Regions from separate parts of the Homo sapiens genome. Here regions 1 and 2 are each linked to region 3. A link is a loop called in an ENCODE intact Hi-C map of the cell type or tissue named here. Cell type or tissue: endothelial cell of umbilical vein. All regions are shown on one strand.

Region 1 (8,000 bases), 170 kb before region 3:
CATTTTTAGAAAAGCATACCCCCTTGTTCACAGAAGTCCTTCTCTTATCCAAGTGTCTCCCCCAGTCTCCTCAGAAAGAAAGCCATGGGCAACCTACTGTTGTATAAAACCAGAGATTCTCCCACCTCAGATTCTTCATTCCCAAAATAAAATGGGTCAGAAAAATACTATTCCTCCCAGCGCTAACAGTTGATGATCCCATGAACCACACTACTTACTAATTTACAATGTTTTTTTTCCCCCAATAATACTCAGTTCTAGGTCCACATTTAAAAAAAAAACTATATGGATTTTAAGTCAACAAATCTGAGATTTTTTAAATATTAAAAAGAAAAAAATCTATGAGTCCCTATCTGGGATTCAAAATGAACTACACTACAAAGGCAGAAGAAGTACAATGCTATGAATGGCAGACATTATTATTATTTTTTATTATTATTACACTTATTTAAGAGTTATGACCAAAAAGTACTGAGAGAGCACTGATTAAGCTATGGACGCTACCTGGGTCCAAATCCCACCTCTTCCACTTACTAGTGATCTCTGACAAGTTATGTAGCCTCCATGTATTTCAGTTTTCTCATCTGTAAAACAGGAACATTCATAGTTGTCCTTTTTTTTTTTTTTTTTTTTTTTGATATACGGAATCTCGCTCTGTTGCCCAGACTGCAGCGCAGTGGCACGGTCTCGGCTCACTGCAACCTTTGCCTCCCAGGCTCAAGTGATTCTCCTACCTCAGCCTCCCGAGTAGCTGGGATTACAGGCACCTGCCACCGTGCCCAGCTAATTTTTGTGTTTTTATTAGAGAGAGGGTTTCACCATGTTGGCCAGGCTGGTCTCGAACTCCTGACCTCAGGTGATCCGCTCACCTTGGCCTCCCGAAGTGCTGGGATTACAGGCATGAGCCACTGCGCCCGGCTGAACATTCATAGTTCTTTACTCAGAAAGTCCCTATGAAGATTAAATTGGTTAATATTTAAAAGAATATAAATAATTTGGCAGATGGTAAGTGCTATATATGTGTTTATTAAATAATAAATTAAGGGCAAGTATTTTGCTCAGAAAGAATTAGAATAAGGTCTTCCTATCTCATGTGGTTTTAATTGCTGGCTATAATATGAAAAACTGTCTCCTTACCAGGAGAAGGTCTTCTGCATAAAGCACAAAGCAGCAATGCATTTTGTTTATTTGACTCAAGTAAAAAGTTCAGGAATAACTACTTTGATATTTAAAGTTCTCTATAATGCAGACAACAAATAGCTCTAGAAAAGGAATAAACAGCCACAAGTCAAGTATAGGTGTTTTTGTTTTGTTTGTTTGTTTGTTTGTTTTGAGATGGAGTCTTGCTCTGTTGCCCAGGCTGGAGTGCAGTGACACTATCTTAGCTCACTGTCAACATCTGCCTCCCAGGTTCAAGCAATTCTCCTGCTTCAGCCTCCCGAGTAGCTGGGATTACAGGCGCGTGCCACTATGCCCGGCTAATTTTTGTATTTTTAGTAGAGACAGGGTTTTACCATGTTGGACCAGGCTGGTCTCGAACACCTGACCTCAGGTGATCCACCCACCTCGGCCTCCCAAAGTGCTGGGATTACAGGTGTGAGCCACCGTGCCCAGCCCAGTGTTCTTAACTAACAACATAATTAATGATTAATTGGGATTAGGTGGGGAAGTGCTGAACCAAAAATAAAAAACCCACCAAAAACCCTCAAAAACTAACAAAAAAAACCCCCACCAAACCAAAAGCACAAAAAGTTCAAAACCTCATTAACATTAAAATACTGTCTAAATGCTAAAGGTGGGCAGTCAGGTCGTCGACAGATTATTCCAATTGACAATCTGTAGTTAATCAATGGATTGTTCAATTATTTAATCAGCATTACCTCTGTAGGTTCAGTATCCATAATTCATTTGAAGCTGACACCAGAGAGAGAAGGAAAGTCATTTCTGCTTCATTATTTTAGAACCAGTTAAAGCTGAATCCAGAGACAGAGCCTTTCAACTGACCCCTCAGAATGCCCTGCCTGCACCCACACGTGCCCATGCCCACCCCCCTACTCCCACTCTTAGGTCTCCAGGCATGCTGCCTTTACAATAAACACTACCTTTAGCCATTGAAACGTGGAAGCTTTTGTTAATTCTATTTAAAGACTATGCAGGATGCCAGCTAAATGTCCCGTTTTACATCATCCCTCACCAGACCTGACAGTTGGAAACACTTAGTTCTGCTCTGCTTCCATTGTGTTCCTGAAGTCATTTGAATGATTTAAATCAGAGATAAGTATTTGCAAATGAGCTGAAGAAATAAAGATGTATCTGAAAACTCGAAACCACCTTGTTAAGAATGTGCTCAGTTCTAGCTTAATTCTTGAGGATTTGGTTAATGCTTGTAAATGGCAGCAGCAGCTCTTTTCTGATGGTAACATTTCATGGTTTAGCTTTTAAAGAGTCACCGCCTCCAAGTGTTTTTAAAAATTCCGTTAAAAGATTCCTTAAACTGTTCACGTACAAAATTGAACAAAAAAATTGGGTAAAAGGAGAGTTCTTCATTCACTTTGCAATATTTTCATAACCAATATTAAAACAACAATAATTTTAATATAATCCCATTAGATGGGGCATCTGTTGTATGCCTGCACTAGGCTATTCGCATTACAGACATTACTTCGCTTGATTCCAAAGACATCTCACAAAGTAAGCATCACAAGCTCCACTTTACAGATGAAAATAACAAGGATTGCAGACATTAAGGAGCTTGCCCAAAGTGAGAAGCCGATCTAGGAGTCAATCCAAAACTTAAGTAAATCTGACTCAAATGAAACAAGTTTCCTTCTTATATTTGACTTGTGCAGAAGATTCTAGTTTGACATGACCACTGACCTGCAGGTGGCATTTCTGGGGCACTTCTAAATGTCTCCAGGAGTCCAACTGGAACCTCTCAGTCATAATGAATTCATTTTGGATGGAGAGGAAAAGTTGAAGACTTGTCTGAGACACTGAGTCTTTGCTCTTTCCACCCTTTTTTGCTCCTTCTTTTCCAACAAATCACTTACTCCCTGCAGCCAATCTTTGCAAAGTGCAACCCAGTGAAGCAATTCATTCTATAATGAGAATAGTCCATCGGCTAAACATCCTCTGAGAGTGTTTAAACTTCAAATGAAAAATGCATTAATCCCAACAATTCTTTAAACACCCCAACAGAGGCAGATGTAAGAGAACAAGTCCTTATTTTATGCTTCCGAAGCCCATTTCTGGAGGCATCCTAGCCCACCATCTGCTGCTGCTCCCAATCATGAGGATACCACACACATGGGTTCAATTTACCTTAGCAGCCCACAAGTCACTCTCCAGGCTCAGACTGTTTTCTCATGTGCATCTCTATAAAAATCAAAGCTAACCACTGCAGCGGCACAGAAATGAGTGTTTCAGTACATAATTCCGTCGCTAAAGGCTGAATCTGTACTGCAGCCGATGTAGGGTGAGGGCCTCAGAGTTGAGGAAGAGATATAAATAGCAAGGTTTATAGGGGTTCAGGGAACTAACCTTGTGGATGTTTAGCCTCCGAATGCCTCAAGTCAAATCATAAACCGGAACTCACCTTACCCTTTCTCTTGGACCACTAGAGGGCGCTAGTCGCGACTAGCAGGGCTGAGCCTTACAGGAAGTGGACTCATCATGCCTTTACCACAGGTGGTTGGCACCTGCAGGGAGCCGCACCTGGTTACAGACCCCAAGGTGTGTTTGCAAAATGGGAACTCCATGGTTTTGGCCCAGAAGCACACGAGTTCAAATCCTAATTCTGCTGCTTCCCATTATCTTTAACCACTTTGAGCACATTTCTCACTAGGAAGAGTATTTTGCTCAGAAAGAATTTGAAGGTTTTCCTGTCTCATGTGGTTTTAATTGCTGGCTATGAAAATATGAAAAACTGTCTTCTTACCAAAAGAAGGTCTTCTTCATAAAGCAGCAATGCATTTTGCTTGCTTGGCCCAAGCAAAAAATTCTGGATTAACCATTTTCATATTTAAGGTTCTCTAAAATATAGACAATAAATAGTTCTAGAAAAGGAATAAATGGCCACGAGTTAAGTACAGGTGTTCTTAATTAACAACATAATTAATGATTAATGGGGATAGTATGGGGAAGTGCTGGACCAAACAACAATAACAACAACACATCCTCAAAAACAATGATTGCTGACTGTTCAAAGGATTAATCAGACCAACTAATCTATAGTTCCTAGCATATAGCCAGTGTGGAGTAGATGATAGCAATGTCAGTTCCCCATAGAAAACTAGCAATGGCTCTTGTCTCCAGGACAGGTATGGCTGAAATAGACAAATGAGGACATGAGAAACTTTATAGTGCTGGGGTTAAGAGTGTGGAATAGTGGATTCAGATCCTGGTGAGCAAGTTTCTTAATCTCTCTGTGCCTCATTTTTTCTCTGTAAAATGGGATAATCCTAGTAACCAGTTCATACAGTTGTTGTGAGGATTATGGGAGCACTTAGAACACTGCCTGGCCCACTGGAAGCATTCTGTATGTATTGGCTATTTATTATTACAATAGTAATTAGAATTTACATAAGAGCAAGTGGACACACCCACACACACACACACAAAGCACTCTCAAAGAAGATAGGAAAAGCTCAGAGATGTTTGTCCACAGAAGAGGCCCCTCAGGGGGAGTGTGAGACCTGCCTTCCCCTTTTATTAAAGAGCTATCAAGCAGAAGAAGGTTTTTGATTCATTGTGTTTGGCCCTCAGGGATAAACCAGGCTCAATGGATTTAAGCAACAGGGGATTCGTTTTTGCTCAATTTTAAGAAAAAATGAAAACTGGCTGAGCTGCTCAGAGATGAAACAGGCTTCTCTTAGAAGGGGGTAGTTTCTGGCCACAAGAGGAGTTCAAGCAGCAACTGGACACCCCTTTGGCAGAAGTAGCCCCAGTGTACTGTAAGCACTGACTGAATGATGAAAACAGCTGACCTTTAAGGACCTTCTCAAGACTGAATCTTAATGACAACATGATAAATAATGAAGCCAGAAAAATAGACAGATTCTCCATAAAAATTGCAGGCTACATGATAGAGATACTGACAAAATGCCCTTGAGTCCATCAGATTTGGTCCCCATTTTTTACTGGGCCAGGACTTACTGTTTGGTGTTTGTCCATACCAACTACCCCCTTACAGACAGAGAGCTGTCATAGGAGCTTGCTCACTTCTTAGTCTGAGATGATCTTTCAAGAAAACAGCAAGAAATGCTATTCATTTGAGATGAGGACCTGGTTTTTGGTGAACCATTCCATTTTAATTCATGGCTTATTGGCAATCACTCATTTCCTGCTGGAAATTAATTAAGGCTTGTGTTCTGCAGGAGCTGGTGTTTGCTTTGAATCCTAGACCCTACTGCCAAAACTTTGAAATGACAAAAACACATCTCCAATTTGGGACTCGATGAGGCACATTTGAAGAGCCCCCTGTCGTTCTCAGCTATTCTAATCTGAACAATGTGCTATAAATGTTCTCAGCAACAATGCACAGGGTGGATTTCAGCCACCTGGAAGTGCCTGCTGATTTTACTAAGGAAGAAAAGTGTCACTCGGACTGGACATAAAAAGCCATTTCAAAGCGTAAAAAGTAGTATTTTCACTGTTTAGAGATTTTTAAATTACCCTCTTTATATTGTGCTTCTGTAATCCTTTTATTAAAGAAGTAATGCTCTATGTACAAAAAAGGATAGTAAAATGTCACTTAACTAGAACGCAGTATTCCAGTTAATGAGTTTTCTGTTTAACAGGGGGCCATGATTTATCACTTCCCTAGTTTCTTACCTAAATTTCTTTTAAAATCTATATTCATCTTTGTGGCACTCCTGAGCTTCTGTCTGCTCAGGAGGGTAAGTATCTCTTCTGGTAGTTTTAAGAACTAGCAACAACACTTGCCATAAAGGCAAATTGTGCCCAGCAACAAATGACTGAGGAGATAAAATCATGACCTTTACGTTGAAACCCCGGATCTATACAAAGAATAGGTAACAAGGAGGAAACAAGAAACATTTTTTCAGCCCAGATGCTCTTCTTATGTTCTGAGAAGCTGCTCATGGGAGCAGACCTTCTATTTCGGGGACATACAGAGGATATATAATATGGAATCAATTCTACTTTTACAAGGAAAGGCTACTCCTTACCTCTCTTTGTATAGATATTTCCAATCTCTGGAAGTACACAAAGCTTTGTCATTGATCCCTACCTCACAGCATAGCAGTGGGTACACCCAGTATAATCGGTTGCAATTCTATTAGCCTATTTTCATCTTCAATCTTATTATATCAAGACTGTCTTCCACCATCTTCAAAGATCCCTCCCAATGTCTAGATGTTATATTGTGGTATAATATAATATTTAATAAAGAAGATCATTCCTTGAAAAATAAAAGGGACCCTATTTTTTATTTGAAAAACACAGAAATAATTTTGTCTTCTGACACAATTTGTATATAGATAAATGAAGGGGTATGTTAAAAAATAAAATTAAAAAAATTAAAAAACTGAAGAGGCATTAGCGTATGTAACTTACATTGTATACAAGCAGCAATGATTGGAATCCTCTTTAATCAAAGAAGAAAAAAGTTAGATATTTAAATTCTGAAAACATGATGAAGAGATGCATTCAATGCATTGCTATCAAATTTCTAATTGAAAGCCAAAGTTTTAAATAGCTAAAGCACAACACTGATTCCTGACATTAGATAAAGTATAATTAAAAGTCTAATTTTGACGCAATCGAGCCTGTTTAAATTGGACTCATAGCAGAATGAAATTGGCCCCCTATTTGGGCCACATTATCAAGTTGCCAGGGTCTTGAAAAACTGTCATGACATCTGCAGATGCTATCATGAAAGAGAAGTAGATCCCCGAATTAGCAAATTGCCTTGTGTTCCTCCATAAAAAATTAAGTTTAGTTTAAGAACCTTCATTACTTTTCTTGACATACTAACAACTGTTCACTGAAGATCAAATATATCTAAAACAGTAGGTTAAAGCTTGCAAAGAATACAAAGAGAAGGTTCTAACCGTTCCACTAATAGCAACTACAGCAAGAAAATGAAGAAAAATTCTCAACGAATGAGAGTCCATTTGAAAGCATAGGTGCTTACATGTACTGAGTTCTTACTGAGCACCATGCACTGTTCAAAGTATTTCACATTTACTGACACTTTTACTCTTCCCAGTAAACCTAGGAGTTAGTTGCCGATATCAATTCTATCTTAGGTATGAAGCAGTTGAGGCAAAAGGATTAAATGATTTGTCCAAAGTCACAGAACCAGCAAATGGTGAAGGCAAGACTTGAATCAAGGCAGTCTGATGCCAAAGCCACATTCTTGACCACCAGATCCTAACTCCTGGAGATGACGTAAATACTGCAAATGTCCTGGCATATTGCCGTGCAAACTCAAGGCACAACTCCAATTATTTCCCGAGGATAAATCCTTCAAAGCAAATGTACTGGGTCAAAGCATTTGCACATTTTAAATTTATACCTAGTGCCTAGATGTTGAGTAGAGCCTGGGCTGTCAGGAAAGGTGGGGGAGGGTATTCCAGACGGTAGAAACAGCATGACCAGAAGGACAATGGGGATCACAACCCAGTGGCAGCAGGAGTTGCATGTGTCTAGTGTGTGGAGGATAGCATGGGACGTGGAATGGCGGGTCATGGTGGAGCAGTGGGTGGTGGCTCTCTTAGCATTCTGGCTGCCTTTTCTCTCATTGGATTTATAATCCCCTTGATTCCTTGCAATTGTATTCAATTGTACTAATGCTGTTTGCATTAATAATTTGCTAGAAAAAGAAAGTATTATGGATCTTTCAGTCCTTCCTGGTTCTTAAATTCCCCTGAAAACCCTTGAAAATAGACAGCAAATGATTTGACTATTAAATTATGAGGTGCCAAATTCAGCTCTTTAAAAGCAGCTTCTTTTCTTTGCACTATAAGAAAGTATTA
Region 2 (8,000 bases), 400 kb before region 3:
AGTCACCTAAGCTGTTTATGTTCTCACTTCTGTTTATTTCCACCAGTGTGTTTTATTAATGTTACTTATTTAAATAACAAAAAAACAAAGAACAACAAATGGAAGAGAGAAAGGAAGGAAGGAAGGAAGGAAAGAAGGAAGGAAAGAGGACAGAAAAAAGAGAAAGAAGAAAGGAAGGGAAAGGAAAAGAAAGGAAGGAAGGAAGGAAAAAGAAAAAGAAAGAAAGAAAGAAAGAAAGAAAGAAAGAAAGAAAGAAAGAAAGAAAGAAAGAAAGAAAGAAAGAAAATAAAGAAAAGAGGCAAGTATCTACCCTGTTCCAAGCATAATATTAGGCACTGGGGGATAAAACAGTATAACAGTAAAGTCAGGTGAATATTTCCCGACCTCAAAGGGAGACGTTTTAACTTGTTAATCATCTTTAATTCTATGTTCCCAGAATCATGATTACACATAGAATCATTGCTAAATATATGTCCATTGGGTGACTGATCTGTCCTTGAATGAATGAATATGTTCAGGTTGGGAAAATATATTGTACAAGTTTGTTTGAAGTGTGTCAAAACCAGAGACAAATGGTTTTAAATTATTTTCCCCAGAGCATTTTTTTACTTGAGAGTCTTCAAGATACTAGGTCTTAGCATTCATATAACTGGTTCCATTTGTCATATAGAGTAAGTAACTGAAGAAATTGTTCTGTATTAATCCTAAGTTCCATTTATTCTACAGCTATGACAAACTGAAAATGAGAATTAAGGGCACGATGAAAATATTTGATTACTTTTTTAAGGAGAGGGGTAGTTAAGGAGTTAGCTGTAGGCCAGGCACAGTGGCTCATGCCTGTAACCCCAGCACTTTGAGAGTCTGAGGCGGGTGGATCCTGAGGTCAGGAGTTCAGGACCAGCCTGAGACAGTGAAACCCTGTCTCTACTGAAAATACAAAAATTAGCTGGCGTGGTGGCAGGCGCCTGTAATCCCAGCTACTCAGAAGGCTGAGGCAGGAGAACCACTTGAACCCGGGAGGCAGAGGTTGCAGTGAGCAGAGATGGCACCATTGCACTCCAGCCTGGGTGACACAGTGGGACTCCATCTCAAAAAAAAAAAAAAAAGTTAGCTGTAAAAATAAAATGGGGAATAGAAAGTTTAAGATAGTTTTTATTTATTGTCTCATTTTCTGGTCACAGAATTGGTGCATTGTACTTTGATATCAATAAATAGGGTTGTTTAATATGTCTGACATAAAAGAGTACCTTATCAGCTGGGCACAGTGGCTCATACCTGTAATCCCAACACTTTAGTAGCCCAAGGCAGGAGGATCACTTAAGCCCAGGAGCTCAAGACAAGGGTGGGCAACATAGGGAGACTCCATTTCTACAAAACATTTTTTAAAAATTAGCCAGGTGTGGCATAACCTGTGGTCCTAGCTACTAGAAAAGCTTTTGAGGTGGGAGGATCATTTGAGCCCAGGAGCTTGAGCCTGCAGTGAGCCATGGTTGCAACACTGCACTCCAGCCTGGGCAACAGAGCAAGACCATGTTTCCCAGAAAAGAGTACCATATAAGGGGAATGTGCTACAAAGAAAGCAAAATAATGCTTAGGGTTAGTTAATTTGTGGCCTACTGACATGCTTCTAATAAGTGAATTTTTTACATAATGTCCTTTTTTGTTGATATTTGCAAATATCTCTTTATTTCATAAGATATGTGAATATTTCAATTGTCTTGACTATTTGCTGATTAATCACAAGCAAGATTAACTGAATGTACAGAATATTAATCCCCTAGAGCAAATAACAGCCCTGGTCATTTATTCTTACATTTGGAAACAGAATAAGAATTTTGTTATTCATCAAAGAGGGACTCTAGTCAACATTTCTGATTGACTAATTTGTTGATGATTCAGGTGGCCTCTAGTGAGTTCCGTTTCATTTACTTCCTTAGTTGTTCTATCAAGCAGTCTATGATGATGCAAAGGTAGTCTTTTTAGCTCGGGACACTTTTCTTCAGTTGAAAGTAGCTTGTATCTTTTCTCAAAAAATTCCAATTAAAATATTAGTTATTGTTTATTTTAAAATGCATAAAACACTATACTACTAAACATTTCCAAATTTCCTCTGGGTGTCACTGCTCTATTCTGATAGATTTCCGTAGAAAATTATTATATTGGAGAATTTTAGGAGGCTCCATTTTAGAGCATTCTAACTGGCAAAGTGCTACTTAAAAGCTTTTACACTCTATAGCTGATTGTCAGAAATATTCATTTTGTGTTCATGGTGTTACACATGGTGTTACAGTAGGTAGCTAGTCAGGCATGAGCGGGGCAGGAAAGGGCTCCCCGCACACCCCACCAAGAAAGTCAGGTGACCCTGGGCAGGTGGCTGTTAACTGTCTCTCTAAAATAATAATTGGTCACAGCCAGCACCAGGGAAAGGCAGTCTCCCTATATAGATAGGAAATACCTGAAACTGGTGATGCGCAGCTTCCTCATGAGATCTCAGGAGTTGGGCGAGTGAGCTCACACATGTACATTAAGAGGCAAAATGGCAAAGTTTAACTGGTATATGACCTTCGGAGGGCATTCCACCGGAAAAGGGACAAAAGATGCAGGAAGTAGGACAGCATGTAAAAACTGTAAGTCCGGGATCAAACAGTGCACTTGACCTCCAAGATGTCCACATGACCCTCTTCCAAGTGTACTTTACTTTCTTTTCATTTCTGCTCTAAAGCTTTTTAATAAACTTTCACTCCTACTCTAAAACTTGCCTCTATCTCGTCTTCTGCCTTATGCCCCTCAGTCAAATTCTTTCTTCTGAGGAAGCAAGAATTGAGGTTGCTGCAGACCCGTATGAATTTGCCATTACTAACTTGAATAACTTCCACTGCTAACAATATCTCTGTAGGTAGATATTTTTATCACATGCATATTTCTAGGGAAGATGCTTGCTCTATATTGCATATCCCTCCCTACCTTATGGGAATCTTGGAAATCAAATGTTCTTTGCTGTGGTAGCTTGTGTTCAAAGGCTTCCATCAAGCCCTTCCTTTGCCGCACTGTATGATATTCCCCCATGCAGCAAAGGAGTCTACCCTTGCATCCCCTTTAATCTGTGCTGGCTTGGGATTGTGTTGAACCACTGAATATGGTAAAATGGATTCTCTCTCAGTTCTCGATCTAGTTGTTAAGAGGACTGGCACTTTCTTCTTGCCTTTTGTAGTACCAAGTGGCCATGTAGGAAGACCTGGCTACTCTGCTGTCAGGAGATGCTACAGATAGGAGCACGGAGATATGGGGCCGGTGAGTGATGATCACCTGGGATGTCTAGCCCAGTGAGCCTTCAGATGACTTCAGCTTCAACCACCATCTTGCTGCAACTGTTTGAGAGGCCCCCAGTGAGAACCACCCAGCAGAGCCTATGTAGGTTTTTTGGGTGGTTTGCTCTGCAGCAATAGGGCACTAGAACACATGCTCTCTTAGTAAAATACTGTGGTTGGACACAAGCATGAATGATGGAGAAGTACGAGAGGAGAGAGAACTACAAAGCCGGAAAGATCAGCATGAGAAGATCAAAACTCAAACCACAACAAACTCATCCGGCGCCTAACATGGTGGTTTTTTTCCAAATTTTTTTTTCTTCTTGTATATCCATGAACTTTCTTTCTCTTAAGAATCATTTCTTTCATTATAAACTAATATAATAGCTCTGGAAAACACCTGGAAACTAGAGAAGAGAAAAATGTTTCTCCATTATCCCCTCATCCTTACATGACTTCAGTTAGCTATTTGGTAATTTCTCATCACATTCTTTTTCCTCCATCATGTGCATTAAGTTTCATTTCCTTAAAATGATAGTCAAAGGGAAATCAAGTTTAGTGGTGCCTGAAACTTGTATAACTTCAGGAGGGAAAAAGAAAAATATTATATTAAAATAAAATTAAAATAATCTTAGTTTAAAAATTTATACAAAAGCCTATAACCATATGAAACACAGTTACAGCCTCCGTAAGGGCCTTTGAAGGGCTTCCGTAAGTGAGAGATCCTGCAACTAAAGTTTCACCAGCATCATGGTAAAACTACCTTTGACCATAATAATGTATATATGAAATAGCATCCTGTTATTTTCTCTTTTATTATATCAAAATAATTTTTCATGTTGAAGCTTAGCCTTTATAATATGAGCTTTAAAGACTGCACATTCTTCTGTTGAGTCAGTACACTCTAATTACACTAATGTACAGTTTATGAACCTTGGAGCTACTCACATTTTGGGCTGGATAACTCTGTTGTAGGGGCGCTGTCCTTTGCCAAATGTCCACTGGGGGGCAAAATTGAGAGCAACTACCCTAATCAATCCTCTATCCTGGTTACTTATATTATTTCCTTTTTCATGATTATAATTGAAACATTTTCATGCATGTGAGTTTATTCAATTTTTTAACTTCTTTCCCTTAGAAATGGAACTACTATGTTAAAGGGAATGGCATTGACATGGCTTTTAATGTATACTCCTAAATTTTCTTTCCCAAAAGCCTTATAGTTTTCTGAAATGTAGGACAACACATTTTACTACAGATGTAGATATGTTTAATATATAATAATTGCATATTCTAATTACAACAAAATAGTATATGTTAACTATATATTACACTGAAGATATCATACTTAAAACAGTTTTCTTTCCTTTTTTTTTTTTTTTTTTTTTTTTGCCCATAAACTCTATTTTCTGAAAAACCTATGCTCTAATAGAATGGTCAGCTAAGAAATTCCAAATTGACTCTATCCTTTTTTTTTTTTTTTTTTTTACTTTAAAACTCTAAAAATTATATTTTGGAAAAGAATTGCTCTATTTCCACCAACCAGGAGAAGGAACTTGAAGATATCTTTCTAGACTGTTGTTTTTCTTACCATCTGCATGCTTGAGCCCTTCTCAGGGAAAATCTATATTTAAATTCAGAAAGCAAGCAGTAAAATTGTTTCAACATGATGCATTTGCTGATATAAGGAAACTGTAGGCTTCCTGCTCCCCACGGTGGTTCAGGAGCAGGGATTAAGACACACCCAGCTTCCCAGCCTGTGTCTACACCTGTCAAGATGGATAATTAACTGCTCCCCCACTTTTTCCCTGTCCATCACCGCAAAAGCTCCATTATTCTCCCTTCCTCAATTCCAAAGAGAAACGCATATCTCAGTTGCTTTGTATCAGGAATAGAATAAAGAAAAATGGCTTTTTGCTCTGTCTGATGCCTGCTGACAACATCCCAGCTCTCTGAGGGGAAGCTCTGGATCCTCTCTCCCAGATGGCTGGAAGCAACGCCCCCGTTGTTTCACTCCAGTTCCACAAGGTAGGGCAGAGATCTCTCAGCAGGGACTCCAACAGCCTATGCCCTTAAGGAGTCCATAAGCCCCTCCTACAGAACTGCCTTCCTCACTCCACTCCAATTTTAGGGAGTGACTGCCAATGCTCTAAACCATGAGGACAGGTTTTGTAGTGGCTGGAGGAATTGACATAGTAACAGGCTGTCAAAGAAGTAAATATAATGGTTTCATTAAAAGTCTGTCACAAGGGCCGGGGGCGCAGTGGCTCCTGCCTGTAAGTCCAGCACTTTGGGAGGCTGAGGTGGGAGAATTGCTTGAAGCCAGAATAACCGGGCATGGCAGCGCCTGTACCTGTAGTCCCAGCTGCTGGGGAGGCTAGGAGTGTTCCTTGAGCCCAGGAGTTCAAGGCTGCACTGAGCTGTGATTGCACCACTGCACAGCAGCATGGATGACAGAGTGAGATCCTGTCTCAAAAATAAAGTCTGTCACAGAAGGAATATTCCACGATCATTCACATTCATCTCAAAGATGATGCCTTCCTTACACCTTATACAAAAATTAATTCAAGATGGATTAAAGACCTAAACGTTAGACGTAAAACCATAAAAACCCGAGAAGAAAACCTAGGCATTACCATTCAGGACATAGGCATGGGCAAGGACTTCATGTCTAAAACACCAAAAGCAATGTCAACAAAAGACAAAATTGACAAATCGGATCTAATTAAACTAAAGAGCTTCTGCACAGCAAAAGAAACTACCATCAGAGTGAACAGGCAACCTACAAAATGGGAGAAAATTTCCGCAACCTACTCATCTGACAAAGGGCTAATATCCAGAATCTACAATGAACTCAAACAAATTTACAAGAAAAAAACAAACAACCCCATCAAAAAGTGGGTGAAGGACACGAACAGACACTTCTCAAAAGAAGACATTTATGCAGCCAAAAAACACATGAAAAAATGCTCACCATCACTGGCCATCAGAGAAATGTAAATCAAAACCACAATGAGATACCATCTCACACCAGTTAGAATGGCAATCATTAAACAGTCAGGAAACAACAGGTGCTGGAGAGGATGTGGAGAAATAGGAACATTTTTACACTGTTGGTGGGACTGTAAACTAGTTCAACCATTGTGGAAGTCAGTGTGGCGATTTCTCAGGGATCTAGAACTAGAAATACCATTTGACCCAGCCATCCCATTACTGGGTATATACCCAAAGGAATATAAATCATGCTGCTATAAAGACACATGCACACGTATGTTTATTGCGGCATTATTCACAATAGCAAAGACTTGGAACCAACCCAAATGTCCAACAATGATAGACTGGATTAAGAAAATGTGGCACATATACACCATGGAATGCTATGCAGCCATAAAAAATGATGAGTTCATGTCCTTTTTGGGGACATGGATGAAATTGGAAATCATCATTCTCAGTAAACTGTCGCAAGGACAAAAAACCAAACACCGCATGTTCTCACTCATAGGTGGGAATTGAACAATGAGAACACATGGACACAGGAAGGGGAACATCACACTCTGGGGACTATTGTGGGGTAGGGGGAGGGGGGAGGGATAGCATTAGGAGATATACCTAATGCTAAATGATGAGTTAATGGGTGCAGCACACCAGCATGGCACATGTATACATATGTAACTAACCTGTACATTGTGCACATGTACCCTACAACTTAAAGTATCATAATAATAAAATAAAATAAAATAAAAAGGAAGAAAAAAAATTGCATTTCCTCCTTCCATTCATCCTTCTGTACCTCTCCTTCCATCTGCCTTCCTGCCTTTTTTCCTTTCCAGGTCTCTTTCTTCTTCCTCCCTCTCACTGGCCCATTTCTTCTCCTTCCTCCAAAGTGTTTTTATCAAATGTCATGAAAATGGAAGTGTAACCGGGATTATCTTTTAATCTTAATATATTCCCCTCCATACTCTCAAATTCCACAGATGGCTTTATGGTTTTGCTCTATTTCTGTTTAATGTGAATCTTTAGAATCAGTTAATAGAAATCTACCATATTTAGCTCCTGGAAATGTCCTTAATGAAAGCTGACAACAAATGGAGTGCTTATGACAGGGAAATGGAAAGTGAAGACAGGAACATGAGGACCTCTCTTGCAACTCCCTGGGAAGTTTGGGGAGGTTGGTGTGAAATGCAGGCCAGGTGGCATAAACCATATGTGTGGAAGAGATTGCTTCCCCAGCAGCTGCCTAGCAACCAAAATGTGTACCTGACAGGGCTTTTAACGGGCAAGGTGATGCTGTGCCTAGGTACTTAGTAAATGATAAAACAGCTTTCTTGCTGAAGGATCTGATACTGCTCAATAGCTCAGAAGAATCTAATACGTTCCCAGTTTAAACGCTCATTTTGTTTTATTTAAATAGAAATACTCCAAAAGGTAGGCAATGTAGATTGATTGTAAAATATATTAGACTGGCAAATAAGACACTAATTTTAGATTAAGGTAGGAAACAAAATACCAATGCCCTGAAGAAGGTAATAGGCCCCTCTAAACCCCAACTTAACCATTACTTAAGCTTTGGGTATTAGGTTAAACAGAGCCCAGTAGATCAGATTTTAGCATTAAACTCACTATCATTTTTACATTGCTATATACATAAATTTCCATTTCTAGTTTTTTATGTAATCAAAAGAAATTAAACCA
Region 3 (8,000 bases):
AAAACAGGGCCAAATCAGTGGCTGGGGGTCCTATTGTACAGTTTACAGTCCTTGCTCTTTCTCTCCATGTCCTGCCCAATATAGACCAAGGCCAAGATCCAGAAGAGAGAGGAGCTTCTCTCACAATCTCCCAAGCTCCCTAGCTTAGATCAAGAAAGTAACTCTCCTTCCACTGTCTACCTCACCAGAATTCTCCCACAAATACCCATAGTCCTTTACACCCACCTCCTACCACCAGAGCCTGCTAACAGACAAATGCAAAACAAAAGCAAAGACATGAGGTTGAATTTTTTAAATATCATTAGGTCAGTCCTTTATCTTCATGCCAAGTTCAGAAGGACAGGTATAGCCTTGATGTTCAGACAATATACACCATGAGTTTTAAAATACTGAAATAGTCAAAAAAACTCCAGCTACCTACCCACCCATCCACAGACCCTGGGGACTCCCAGACCTCCCCATGACCAAGCAGCAAAAATATTAACGCCTGGCCCTGGTACAACAGGGTATCTCCAGGATCTATTACCCCCCTGCTGTCTGTTGTGATTGTTTAGTGCCTATGTTAAAGCTTTCGACTACCACCCTTAGAGCATCCACAGCCTCACTGTGACTTGGTAGGTGGCCAGCAAATTATGCATGGCACTGCAACCTCTGGGTGACATCTTCCATTCCATATGGTGGTCAAGACAACAAGACCAGTGATTATACTGCTTTAATCACTTCAGGAACAAGAGATAATTTCTTCACATCCTAAACAGCCCCAAATTCATCATTTTTGAATGTCCTGTAACATTACCACGCTTTTACACAAGAAGCAGCAAAAATACAGAGAAGCTAAGTGATTTGCCTAAAGTCATGCAGCTTACTGGTGAAAGAACTAGGAGGTAAACTCAGGCCTTTGATTCAAGATCTGGTTCTTTTTTGTCTTCAACACACTGTCTCACTAAGGTACAATATAAATAGCCAGATAACTTGAACTGGCTTGATTCTGGAAGGGCAAATACGAGCTGAGAAGAGTAGAAAAGGGATGCCTGGGGAAGAGAAAGGCAACCTTAAGAAAGGCTGGGTCCCTTGTAGTCCACTGATCAGCATGAAGACCCAGAGAACCAAAGAGCCTGCAAGATAGCTCATTATATTCCAGATAACTTGACTCCTGAGTGCAGTCTAGGTTTTTTTTTTTTTTTTAAAAAAGACCTGAAATTCTTCTGGTCTTCTCCTTAGTGACTATGTCCTTTCTTTCAGGAGGGCTTCCTTGGAAACTCACTGCTGCAATGCTCAGAAGGAGCTCTTTTCAACTTCTTCTTTGGTTGGTATTTCACTAACGTCCTCTCTATTACCCTCAATGCATCACCCAATCTCTCTCTCATTGGTGTTTTTGATGATTTTTGTCTCCTCCACCTAGCATGTAAGGTCCGTAACAGCAGGGATTTTGTCTACTTTTTTCACCACCCCAGAATCCAGTCTAGGATTGGCAGTAATAGGTGAGCAAGAAATATGTGTTACAGAAATGCACATAATGAAAGTCATCTACCTGGATATACCAAAATGTGTTTTCATAGAATACTTTCATTCTCAATGTGATGTTGGCTATTCTCTCCCAAACAAGAAATTATAGAGAATTATTTAAAATACAGTTTAGAATCATCACTGTATACAAATCCAGAGCTTACGCTGAAACTCCCTTTTCTAAATTCTGCAAAGTCTCTTTCTCTTTCCTCTGCCCTTCACTCTCTTTCTCAGTAAATCCATCATCACATCACCTCTCTATTCAAGGATCTCAAAATGGGCAAGACCGTCTTGTTTATTGCTGAACTGCATTTTCTTTGTCTTTTTTTTCCCTGACACAAAGCATTTAATCTGCGTCTGAATTTATTGTTTAGATTCTATTCCATTTACAGAAACATTCAGTACAATTAGACTGGAACAGAAAGAAGAAAAGTGTGAAGCCCATGGTAAAAAGATGTATGTTTACATCCTTGCCTACAGCATTTAATAATTGGCACGAGCTTTCAAGGAAGCTGTGGTTCATACTCCAAGTTCCGTTTGCGCTTCCAGCTGGACAAAATATAGACACAGACGCACTCAGCTAAGTAATTGGATTCACTACCTGGAATATTTAAATTGTTTTCAGACACTGGAAAATGGCTTAAGAAGATTAAAGAAAAATACCCTAGAGGATAACAGGCTATAATTTACTAGGTGGAAAATCTTTTCGGCAAGAAGAACGCCTCATTCTCCTATAATTCCTTCTGATTAAGAGATGTATTAGTCATTTGGACTTAAATTTGCTTAGAGCCTGGCAACTCGGGTTTATTTCAGTAGGTTTTTCTTATCGAACCTTTAGAATGACACCCAGGACATAAAACTGATACCATAATGTTCTCCATCCGAAGATTCGCATGTTTTCAGCTGGATAACTAATTTACGTGTTTTGAAGACAACTGGGGTAGAGGGGAAGGGGAAGTCATTTGAAGTCCTGGGGTCTGGGCCGCTCGTAAAGCATTAGAGACCCCGGCGCTGGGCTAGGCTCTGCCCTACCTGGCAAACGGTGCAGGTAAATCGTGGGGCAAACTCTCAACCTGTCTATTTCAGGCAGAAGACTCCAATCAGCTCAGTTCTCAAAAGTCAGCCCTCCCCACTTGCCTGCAGGCCCATGAGCCCTCCAGGACCCCTCAAGGGCCCCCATTCTGTTCACGCCCTCCCCAGATGTGTCCCCGCAGCCCTTTTCAGGGACCCTCACTCCGGAGCCAGGCGCTGAAGTTTGGCATCAACGACCACCTGTTGGCTGGACCGTTGTGTCCTCCGCCGCCTTGGCTCCCACAAAAGCGCCAAGAGGGTTCGCAATCACTAAAGTGTTTTGAACTTCAGGTCCTTCCTTCTTGAAATCGGGCAAAAGAGGTAATAGGGGGTGCGTCCGCAGGCGGAGAGGGACGCGATTTGTTCACACCAGGCGCTTTCCAGTTGGTCCCAACTTCACACTCCCTACTTTCCGAACTCTCAGGACCTGTCACCAGGCAAAGCTTGCCCCTCCCTCTCCACTGGCCCAAAAGATGTAAGACCCTCAGGGGGCGCCTGCCAGACCCAGAAAGGATGGCAACTACTGAAGCCCGATGAAACAGGAGCGCGCGCAAAGCTTCTGCCCTTGGACATCCGCTTTGGCAGATGCCAACCTGTGCGCCCGAGGCTGCCCCTGCCCGCTCCCAGTGCGCCCATTGCATAACGCGCCCCTTGCCCCACCCCCACGACGCCCGCCCTGCCCGGTGCCCGAGCCAGCGCCCCGACTCGGGCCGCCCCAATACTTACATCATCCCACTTGACGAATTTGGTGCCCTTCTTGAGGCTGTCGGACACGCACACGGGCTTGAGTTGCAAGGCGTGCACTCCGGGTTGAGCCCCGGCCATCTGGGCTCATCTGGGCTCCGGGCGGCCCGGGCGAGCGCGGCAGGGACTGGGGACCGTGCGCGGGGCGCGGGGCGCGGGGCGCGGGCTCCTTTCTCTGCTCCGGAGGCGCTCGACTCTGCTCCCCGCCGGCCTCCCCGGCCTCCCGGCCTCCGCACCTCCCTCCGGCGCCGCTCAGCAGGCAGAGCGCGCGGGGGCGCAGCGCCCGGCCATGCCCCGGGCGGGACGCGAGGTCTGGAGCCCGCGGTGGATGAGGAGCCTCGGAAGGCGAAGAGAAGCCGAGCCGGTCAGCCGAGGCTGCCAGTCGCGGCGGATTCTGCTCCTCCGCCGCCGCCGCCTCAAAGCGCACCATTCAGCACATCCTCTATACACAGAGGGAGAGAGCGAGTGACACACGCCCGGCGCCCCCCCTAACCGCTCTTTTCCCTCCTCCCTCCTCCTCCCCCCCGCCCCCCTTCCCCGCCACCCTCGCTCGCTGGGTCCTTCCTTCCCCCCGCGGCTCCCAGCCCAACTTTGCACGCTGGGTCAGGCGCCAGGAAGCGGGGACGCAGCGGCACCTCCTGGCTCCCGAGCCCCATTGCAGCCAACGCCTGCCTCCCGCATTCGCTCTGAGCATGCCCCGTGCCCTGGTTGCAGAGGTGCTAGGGGTCCCCAGGAGCCTTACGCTCTTTGGGGTTTTCTTGGGAATTTGGGCTCGAGCTCCGGAGCGTCTTTGGATCCCAACTGGCTGGGAAAAGGGGCCCATCGGGAGGAACCAAAGAGGCAACCCCTGGCTTTTGGCTCTAGCTGGAGCTCTCCAGCGCCAGCCACAAACCAGCTTTTTGAAGAGAATTATCATTTATCAGCAGAGAAGAGCGCAGTTGAGAGGCTCTTTGAGGAAACCTGGCCGCGCCTGAGAGTTTGCAGCGCGCTGATCTTGAAACCCGGGCAAACGGTTACGTTGTGCTTTCGAGACAGAAAGCCCATCCTAAAGAAAGCAAAGGTTTTATTTTCCGAGGAAGAAAGAGGGTGCCCTCTCCCGCTCCTCTCCTTGAGTGTGTAGGATGTGTGGCGGGTGGGGGAGAGTCTTATTAATAGAAACTTGCTCATTTAGGAACATAGGTCCAGGAATGTTTGTCTTCACTCCTTCCACAAACATTTCTCAATTCAAGAAAGAAAGGGAGGGAGGGAGGGAAGAAGGGAAAGAGGAGGACCAGAATGGATAAAATTTTAAAGACTGGTAATACCAAATGCTTGAAAGGATGTGGAGCAACTGGAACTCTTTTTTTTTTTTTATTAAGGAGAGAGAGGAGAGGGAGAGAGAGAGTGAGTGAGTGTGAGAGAGAGAAAGAGAGAGAGAGAGAGACACACGCGGGAGGTGGGGGGGCGGAGAGAGAAATAGCTTGGAACTCTTGTTCATTGCTGGAGGGAATATAAAATAGTAAAACCACTTTGGAGAATAGTTTCTTATAAAGTAAGATATTTACTTATCATACAACCTAGAAATTCCACTCCTAAGTATTTGTCCAAAAGAAATGAAAACGTTCAAGTCTGCAGGGACTTGTAAAGTGATGTGAAGAACTTTCTTCTTAGTAGCCTGCAAATGTCAATCAACAGGTGAATGGATAAACAAACTGTGGTATGCCCAAATATTGGAATACTATTCCACAATAAAAATGAGTGGGCATGCAAGATCAGGGATGAATCGCGACTTTAAGCTTTGTAAAAGAAGCCGGACACGATAGACTGTATGCTGCCTGATTCCATGTGTAGGAATTGCAGAATAGGCAAGATATTCTATGTTGACAGAAAGCTTGCCTGTGGCCAGGGATAGGTAGAGATGGACAGGGAAGGGCTACGAGCACCTGATGAGCATGTCGGAAATGTTCTATATCGTGTGTGTGTTTATCAAAACTTGTAAGTTCTGTAAGTACGCCTAAATTGAGTGCAGTTTGTTTTAAATAAATTATATCTCAAAAAGGTTGATTTTTAAAAAGAAGAAAGAATACGAAGAGAGAAAAATGGAGAGAAACACTACATTCTCTTAATCCTTCATTCTCCCTGTTCTCTGCCCTCAGGACTCCAAGGCCCAATGCTTATGAACTCAGTCAAAAGATTACCAAAATCCAATACAGAAATTTGCTATTAAATATTTCAATGCATTTAAAATATACTTATTGGTAGCCAGCTGTATACTAGCCACTATTGTAATCACCATGGATAACCTGGTGAACAAGACCCATGACTCTTGCTGTCATTTGAGGGTCTTGCCTTGTGCTTGGAAGCCAATTGCTACAAAGAATTTCATGAAAAACTGACTGGTTTCATTTTGATCACATGTCCCTAAACTAAAACCTGAATGGTCCACAGTCCCTCTAGCCAGCAGCCTTGGCTTGCTAATTACCTCACAGAAGGTATCAGTCACCGTCTCAAGTCGATTTTCTCTACTTCAGAGTACTGCAATGAAACTCTGCTTCCAGGGCTCCAGAACTTCTCAATTGTCCTTACAACTGATCATACCAAATTGTTTTCCTTTCCTTTCCTTTCCTTTCCTTTCCTCCTTTCCTTTCCTTTCTTTTCCTTTTCTCCTTCTATCTCTTTGTTATTTACTGGAAAGATTATTGGCCAAATAGTTTTTACCTGTCACAGTGGCTTAGGAAGGCAAGACAGGGCTGCGCTCACTAGAAGAGGAGATTGGAGAGTTACAATGAGCTCTAAGCAAAATAAGAAGTAGATTGAGCCTCCTGTGGTAGTTTATTGCATCATAGCTCTCTGCTCCCTGCTCCTTTCTGCGTCCACACATTTTTCTTTGTGACCTTACAGTTTTTACTAGACACCCTGTTTATTTATCCATCCCATTGATGTTGGACAATGTGACTTGCTTTGGCCAATGGCATGTTTGAAGATGTGATATTAGCAAAGGCTCAAAATATGCTTTGAGGTTGGGCTTTCCCTCTTGGGTTTCTTATCATTTCCATGAGATAAACATGCCTCAGGGAGCCTCTGATCTAAGGAGACAATCAGGACAGACCTAAGCCCCATTTACAGCTTGGAAGCAAGTCCAGTAGAAACCATCCTAGATCTCCCAGACTCAGCCAACCTGCAGACTCATGAACATGACAATAAACGTTCATTGTTGAATGGCACTGAGTTGGGAGTCATTTGGTAACCACCATTATTGGCAATGGATAGTTGAGTATTTCATCTAGCATCCCTGATTCCTCCCAGCTGTTGCTGTGAACGTGGACGTAAAAAGGAGAGAACGCTGTAGAAATCTGAACAGGATTTGTCTTCAAGACAAACATGGGCTGCAAGAGTTTCTTCAGCCAGCAAAATGACGCAGTTTGTTAAAGGAGAACTACAGGATAAATACCTTCAACATGTAGCATGATGCTTGAAGCAGCATGGTTTAACTCCCTCATTTTCCACACCTTTTGTTCAGTATACAAGATAGAAATGTTTCTAAAGTGTGGAGTTTTTTTGTTTTTTTCCCATTCTTTTTTTTAAATTATTATTATTATACTTTAAGTTTTAGGGTACGTGTGCACAACGTTCAGGTTAGTTACATATGTATACACGTGCCATGTTGTTGTGCTGCACCCATTAACTCATCATTTAGCATTAGGTATATCTCCTAATGCTATCCCTCCCCCGTCCCCCCACCCCACAACAGTTCCCGGTGTGTGATGTTCCCCTTCCTGTGTCCAAGTGTGGAGATTTTTGCTATGCAAAGGGATCTGTAAGAAATCCAAAATTGTGTGAGCCAGGCCTGTGATCCGTCAAGTTCGGTGCTGTGTACTGTTTTTTGAAACAATAGGAAGGTCTGTTTTTTGTGAGAGCACAGAATTGCCCTCTGGGAATGTCAGCCTCAGGGAGCTGGCAAAGCTAACCTTTATTGAGCACTCACTGTGGGTCAGAGCACTAAGCTAAGCACTTCCCAGACACTAAAAAACATAACCCTTCCTATTCAACACCACTCTCCACCCTCTTTTTCTTGTAAGCAAACCCTGACTTAATTTGGGTGGTCGTCATGCTTAGGAAACATGGCCCCTCTCTCTTTCCAAGGAACAAACTATGATTGGCCTAAACTAATGTCAATAATTCCATTCCCCTTTGTCTGTAACTGGTTTAAGAGCTATATGAGGGGCTCAGTTCTGACTAATGTCTTCAGGGAAATTCTCTTTCTCTGTCTCATATTGTTATGTAAAGAGGACACTGACAAGAAAGATGCAAAGAAACCTGGTCCTTCATGAGCTTTTTAAACCCTTTAAATTTTCTTTAGACTTTTTAATGAGTGAGATAATAAATCTCTTTATTATTTAAGCTTTATTGTTACTCTCAGCTGATCTGGTAGATAATATTATTGTATGCTATTTTACTGATTTATATACTAAAGTTTGGAGGATGGATTAACCTCCTCCAGTTACAAAATTCGGAATTGAGATGGAGACCTAGGAAGTCTGACTTTAGAACCTAGACTCTTAACTACCATGGTAGATACTTCTACAACTTATAAGGCAGATATGAGTAGTTTCTCTCTCCTTTTAACCACAGTGTAATATAAATAGTCCTAATTTCCCTAGAAACTAGATTGTGGTATGTACTCCAGTCTCTTGTCAGCT

Evidence for each region. Hi-C counts contacts between places; a loop is a spot of excess contacts. Peaks named below come from ENCODE experiments on the same cell type or tissue, not always from the same donor. Only the 100,000 strongest peaks of a DNase experiment are listed, where the experiment ranks them.
Region 1: a loop joins it to region 3, with 10 times the contacts of the local background. A loop is called at or near these places in 40 of 110 quality-filtered maps.
Region 2: a loop joins it to region 3, with 4 times the contacts of the local background. A loop is called at or near these places in 23 of 110 quality-filtered maps.

What each region holds. Positions count from the first base shown.
Region 1 is chr20:8,301,255-8,309,254 of GRCh38, reverse strand. All of the region lies in intron 2 of PLCB1 (phospholipase C beta 1), which reads right to left. Among named protein-coding and RNA genes, the nearest start is that of PLCB1-IT1, 57 kb to the right of the region's middle. In endothelial cell of umbilical vein, a CTCF peak has its summit at 3,621 (motif pointing right); no DNase peak of the experiment used is centred here.
Region 2 is chr20:8,531,902-8,539,901 of GRCh38, reverse strand. All of the region lies in intron 3 of PLCB1 (phospholipase C beta 1), which reads right to left. Among named protein-coding and RNA genes, the nearest start is that of PLCB1-IT1, 290 kb to the right of the region's middle. In endothelial cell of umbilical vein, a CTCF peak has its summit at 4,328 (motif pointing right); no DNase peak of the experiment used is centred here.
Region 3 is chr20:8,128,054-8,136,053 of GRCh38, reverse strand. PLCB1 (phospholipase C beta 1) reads right to left here and starts at 3,788. Exons shown (of 32, transcript NM_015192.4): 1 at 3,304-3,788. The coding sequence starts at 3,402. RefSeq lists a silencer at 3,563-3,702. In endothelial cell of umbilical vein, a CTCF peak has its summit at 4,002 (motif pointing left); DNase peaks (open chromatin) are centred at 2,033 and 3,903; H3K4me3 peaks cover 2,058 bases; H3K27ac peaks cover 418 bases.